Linked DNA regions of Homo sapiens: region 1 is linked to region 2. A link is a loop called in an ENCODE intact Hi-C map of the cell type or tissue named here. Cell type or tissue: heart left ventricle. All regions are shown on one strand. Links, peaks and the distances in the headings refer to the core of each region. The heading gives the core; the rest is flanking DNA. Region 1 has its middle 87 kb from the start of SERPINE2. Region 2 has its middle 33 kb from the start of SERPINE2.

What was found. A loop is a pair of places that touch in the nucleus more often than their neighbours do. Peaks named below come from ENCODE experiments on the same cell type or tissue, not always from the same donor. Only the 100,000 strongest peaks of a DNase experiment are listed, where the experiment ranks them.
Region 1: a loop joins it to region 2, with 4 times the contacts of the local background. A loop is called at or near these places in 3 of 110 quality-filtered maps.

Annotation. Positions count from the first base shown.
Region 1 is chr2:224,124,774-224,127,692 of GRCh38, reverse strand. No RefSeq gene overlaps it. Among named protein-coding and RNA genes, the nearest start is that of SERPINE2, 87 kb to the right of the region's middle. In heart left ventricle, for the core only: no CTCF peak of the experiment used is centred there; a DNase peak (open chromatin) is centred at 1,482; H3K27ac peaks cover 1,782 bases.
Region 2 is chr2:224,071,228-224,074,146 of GRCh38, reverse strand. No RefSeq gene overlaps it. Among named protein-coding and RNA genes, the nearest start is that of SERPINE2, 33 kb to the right of the region's middle. In heart left ventricle, for the core only: a CTCF peak has its summit at 1,477; a DNase peak (open chromatin) is centred at 1,496; H3K27ac peaks cover 2,076 bases.

The sequences.
Region 1 (2,919 bases), core at 292-2,791, 53 kb before region 2:
AGTCATGCTTTCTGCTCAAACATCTGGGACTGTGTCAGACCGCGTTCATCAGTGGTGGCAAACTTCTGGTTCATGGGTAGGACACAGGATGCAGGGACATTTTGCCAGGGCTGCACTGAGTTTTTAAAAAACATTTAAGATAGTTTCCAGTATTTAAAAACTGAGAGGTTTCATGCAAAAATCCTGATACCCAACTTGTCTTGACAAATCACAAGATGTGGCAATACTGACAAGAAGGGTTAGATTTGGGCAGCCGTTGTTCATTTCAGCTAGACAAGGATGCATCAACTCACACAAACCTCTGCCTGGTTTTATGCATAGGTGTTACCTGCTTCATATGTGAAAGCATTTAAATTGTTGACAAACTGCTCTGACCATTTTGACAACTGGTTCAAAGCAGGGAATTACAGCCATCATTTATTGAGTGCCATAATATGGGCAGACAGCATTCTAAGCTCTCTCCGTGTACAAACTCATTTATCCCTCCGACAACTCCATAAACTCCACAAACTACAAAAGGGAAACTGAATCAAGAGAAATTCAGTGATTTACCGGGGGTCACGCAAGTAGGAAGTGCTAGAGATACGAGGAGAGCCAAAGAGGCTTGACTCCAGATCCCGATGCCTAATTTCTAATTTACCCTGCCTTTAAGATTAGCTTGACTTTGTGATTCCTCTCAGGGTTGATTACCTGGTCAGTTCTAGCCTCGCAAGTATTTCTCATCATATGTACCTTGCACATACAGGTAGATACATGATACAAGCCATGATATGTATGTATATATCCTGATGATCAGATTAAATATTTATTCATCCGCTCAACATCTGAGGGGCCTAAAGAAACAAGAAAATTAGCTACAGACATTGGCAGCCGTTGGGTAGAAATGAGCCGTAGCCTGTTCTGTGAGGAGGTGGCTGTGAAGGGTGTGGAGAGGAGATGGATGATGTGGCTGTCAGGAAGACCGCGAGCTCCTGAACCTCACTGGCTTTTTGGACTTGAGCTGTGCTCTGATCCAAACCACACACTGGGCTCAAGCTTTCCTGATTGATCTCAGAGTCTTCTTTCTCTGCTCAGGTTCCTCGTGACTATTTCAGGCCAGTAACTCCCAGACCATCCTCCACAGCCACAGCTTCATCCAAACTTGGATTTCCCCCAAACAGCCTTCCCTGGGGTTCATCGCATCTTTCTTGCTTCCTCTGAGATATCTTTTCTCTTCTCTGAAGGCTCTTTTATTAATAAGACCTGAAGGCTGAAATCATCCTTTTTCTTTCTAACAAAATAAACTACTTAGATATTATTTGTTTTATTCCATTTCAGAATATTCCCACTTTGAGAGTATTTTGTTGTTGTTGTCTGAGGCTTTTTGTTATTGTTTGTATAATGAAGCCCAGGCTGAAGACACTGTGGCGTCCCCAAGGCACTGCCTCTCAGCCCTGGAATTTTCCTTCAGCCTCAGCCAGCCACGCCCTCGGCTTCCTGTGGGCCCTGGCCTGAGAGCCCCTGCATCTGGAGGGCTGCTCGCCTCACATAACCACCTCCTTGCTGAGGCTCCAGGCTGGGCCTTTCTGGGAACCATAAATACCCAAATTCCCATGCTCCTCCCCAGACACTCTCAGAACCCCGGTCTCCTTGGAAAGTATTTCCTATCCTTATTTTCCAGGACTTCATAATTTAAATGGATTATGTTTCAGGGGAGGTGCAATTGATATCTTCAGAAATCAAAACCTTCTGGGGGAAAATTTACAAAATGAGGACTCCTATAACACCATATTTGTCTCACCTTTCCCTTGATTTTTATTTTTTACTTTGAGTACAAGGTACTGTCACTGTTATGGACTGAATGTCTGTGTCTCCTCCAAAACTCATGTATTGAAGTCTTACTTCAATATGATGATATGGTTTGGCTGTGTTCCCGCCCAAATCTCACCTTGAATTGTAGCTCCCATAATTCCCATATGTTGTGGGAGGGACATAGTTGGAGATAACTGAATCACGGAGGTGGTTCCCCCCATACTAATCTCATGGTAGTGAATAAGTCCCCCGAGATCTGATGATTTTATAAGGGGATTCCCCTTTCGCTTAGCTCTCATTCTGTCTTGTCTGCTGCCATGTAAGACGTGCCTCTTGCCTTCCACCATGATCATGAAGCCTCCCCAGCCATGTGGAACTGTGAGTCCATTAAACCTCTTTTTCTTTATAAATTACCCTGTCTTGGGTATGTCTTTATCAGCTGTATGAAAACAGACTAATACACAGCAGGTGAGGCCTTTGGGAGGTAGTTAAGTCTTTAGGGTAGAGCCCCCATGATGGTATTAGTGCCCCTATAAGAAGAAAAAGAGACACCAGAGTTTCCTCTCAGCCATGTGAGGGTACAGCAAGAGCAAGAAGGCAGCTATCTGCCACCCAAAGAGAGAGCCCTCACAAGGAACTAAATCTGACAGACCCTTGATCTTAGACCTACCAGCCTGTAAACTGTGAGTTTAAGCTATGGTTTAAGCTGCCTGGTCTATGGTATTTTGTTATAGCAGCCTAAGCTGACTAAGTTACCAACCGCCAAAACCCTTAGAGGTTAGGAAATCCTTTGAATTTCAATATGCTAGAATTAAGCTCCACAAAAGCAAGGATCTTTGTTTTGTTCACTGATATATCTCAAACTTTTAGCATTTCATAGGCACTCAATAACAATTTTCTGAAAAGAAGAAAGATCTCATTATTTAAGAACACACATATATATATTTAGAGATGGGGGTCTGTCTGTGTTGTCTAAGCTGGAGTGCAGTGTCTGTTCACAGGCACAATCATAGCTCACTGCAGCCTCAAACTCCTGGGCTCAAGTTATTACCTCAGCCTCCCAAATAGCTGGAACTACAGGTGCACACCACCATGCCTGGTAAGAACGATTATTATAGACTAGTAAAT
Region 2 (2,919 bases), core at 155-2,654:
GAGCTGCCCCCTCCTCCTCCACAGGCCTGCCATGGCGCATCCAAGATCTACTCCCTAGTGCTTGGATGAGCTTCGTCATTATTGTGTTTGTTGTTCTTTTTGTAGTTGTAGATTGTATTGCTGCTGCTGGCACCTGGCTGCAATGCTCCTCAGCATACCTGGCCCAAGGAAAATTGCCGAAAAATGGCATGATAAGAATGTGAGAGCCATGCAAAGTTATGCTGGGTTGGAATGTATGGTAAACTCACCTGATGGCAATGACTTGAGCATGGCCTTAGAATGATGCTGTATGGCTGATTCACCTGAATGTGTGTTCCGAGCCAGGGAATCCAGGAGTGGCCAATCCAAAGATTCCTTCCTTGTCTATGAGAAACATCTGAGCCCCCAGTCTGTCCTGAGGGACATGGGCTGTCCAGGGGATGGAGGCCCTGAGTTTTGGGTTGGATGAAGGTTGCTTAGGTTTTCACTACTTACCCTGCTCAAGGAGTCTTGACTCCTTCCTGATTTGAGGACCCATCTTCCTGGAAGAAAAAATATATATATGCAACAAAACATAGGATTTGGGAAATTATTCAAATAGTTTCTGAGTTGAAGAGAATTCCACTTGCCCTCATCAGTTATATTTACAGCACAATGAGCTCAGTTCTCCTTATTTTACAGACAAACTGACGTGTAACTGAAAAATGATGTTCAGAAAGTACTGTTGCATTGGGCCTGCTGATTTGATGACATGGAAAGTCCTGACCACATCCAAATCCATTGCCCTTCTTCAGATCTGTCCCATTAAAATGTCCGAGGGCCCACGATGCTCATCTCTATTTAAATATTTTGTTGTTCCTTTGGGACATAAATAGGAAAGGTTTCTCAAAATTTCAGCTGACTACACTCAGATCCCCTCATGCCAGACCTCACATACTATGATGTAGCATTTTGTAGATAACATGGACAGACACCCACCCTGTCTGCCTGATGTAGTAAATAACTTTACCCGTCCGCTGATCTTGGATTTGACTGCTGATGCTTGCCTGAAGCCTGGGTACTCTCCAGCCTGTCAGTTCAGCTGGGATGATACTAATGAAGCTGTAGCTACAAACTCAGCTCCCCTGGGGACTCATTAGCTTCAGCAGGAAAAAAAAAAATGTTCTAAATTTTCCTCATAGCCCCAGCCATCTATTTTGGAAGCACACCCACTGGGGAACAAGGGGCATTCTACATCATTCTCCCTGTATGTAATCCCTCTTCTTCCCAACAAAGCTTCTTGCATGAGAGGTTTAGACTCGCCAAGCCACCTTATCTCTCAGTTATTTCTTAACTGTCTGGATTTCTTCCTCTTTCCAACATCATTGAAACAATTCCTGCTAAAACCATCAGCAATCGGCTAACTGCCCTGAAATAAGGACTTTTCAGGGCCAATCCATTTCTCCAGAGAGGAAAGAAGAAAAGACAAACATAGTTCCTTCAAAGAAGATAAATGAGCCCTAGTGGATGCTATGCAGCCAGAGTCCTCCCAGCTGCTGGGACATCTGGGGGCTGAAAGCTATCAGCTGAGTTGCTCTTTGGCATCTGTGTCAGCTAAGGAACTTGTTGCTGTCTTGCCCAGTTTTTTGCCTTTCTTGGGACAGCCAGCATCCAATAACTGGTTGTTGGGACATGGGTATAAAAGTCCAGCCCTCTTGCCTTAAATCATGACAACTCTGAAGGGCCATTCTTGTTCCCAAGCTCCTTGTAGGATCAACTGAAAACTTTGTTGTTACTGCCCTGATATGACATCATCCCTTGAGGAGACTGGCCATATAGTGACAATGTGAGTATATTGGTCGCTATAGGACATGAGTCCTATATAACATCACATTGGACCAAAGAACATTATTACGGTATCTCTGGGTCCCATTACTTACCACACTTTTCAGAAGCTAGAGGCCTGATAGAGCAATAGCATGGACTTTTGAAGGTGCAATTAAGGTGCTGACTTGGAGATTATACCCTGCAAATGTGCCCCCTCCCCCAAGATTCAACATATATTCTAAATCAGTTACGATTCTACAATGTTGGGTCTCCAGTATGCAGAATACACATATCCAGAACCAAGGGGTGGAAGGAGAAGTGGCTCTGGCCACCCTCGTGCCCAGCTATGTACATAAGTCTAGTTTCTGTGGATTAAAAGGTCCTAGTTCCCAGGGTGGAAATACCTGCACCAAAAGGCAAAGCAAGAGTCCCATTAAACTTTAAGCTACTAGGCTGTACCAAGGCACTTCAGGTTTCTCATGACAAGAGACAAGAAGGCAAAGCAGGTTTTCCCCATCTTGGGAGGAGTGCTTGATTCTGATCCTCAAGAGGGAGTAAGGCTGCACAGTGGGAAGAAGGAAGAATATGTTGGGCACCCAGGTGACCCACTAGCGTGTCTCTTCACGCTTCCTTGCTCGATTTTGACAGTGAACGGATACATGCAGCAGCCACAGCCTGAGAAGGGCATATTGAGCAGTGTTCAGACCCCTCAGGGTTGAGAGTCTGGGTCATTTACTGAGTGAACCACCTAAACCAGCAGAAGAGACAGCTGAGGGTGAGATACACCTAGCATGGCAGATCAAGTGTGACTTCAAGACCACCTATAGTGATGAAGCCTGTCACTCATCCCATTCACCTTTTTCTTGTAGGTTTTCTCAGGGAAAGAGATCAACCAGAATTCTGAGGGAGTTGTTTCCACGACTTGTTACATGAAAAAAATCGGATCCCAGCAGCACAGGGGGTGGACTGGAAAGCATGTTTTAATGCAGCACCCAGATCCTCCCTCTCAGGGTGGTCACCCATTCACCTAATTGCTTGGAGTGGTGGTAGCTGAAGACTTTCAGTTCGGTTGCCCTCCAGAAATTGTCCTATGTTAAGTAGAGCAACCCCACACCAGAGAATGCTGTCTTTTCA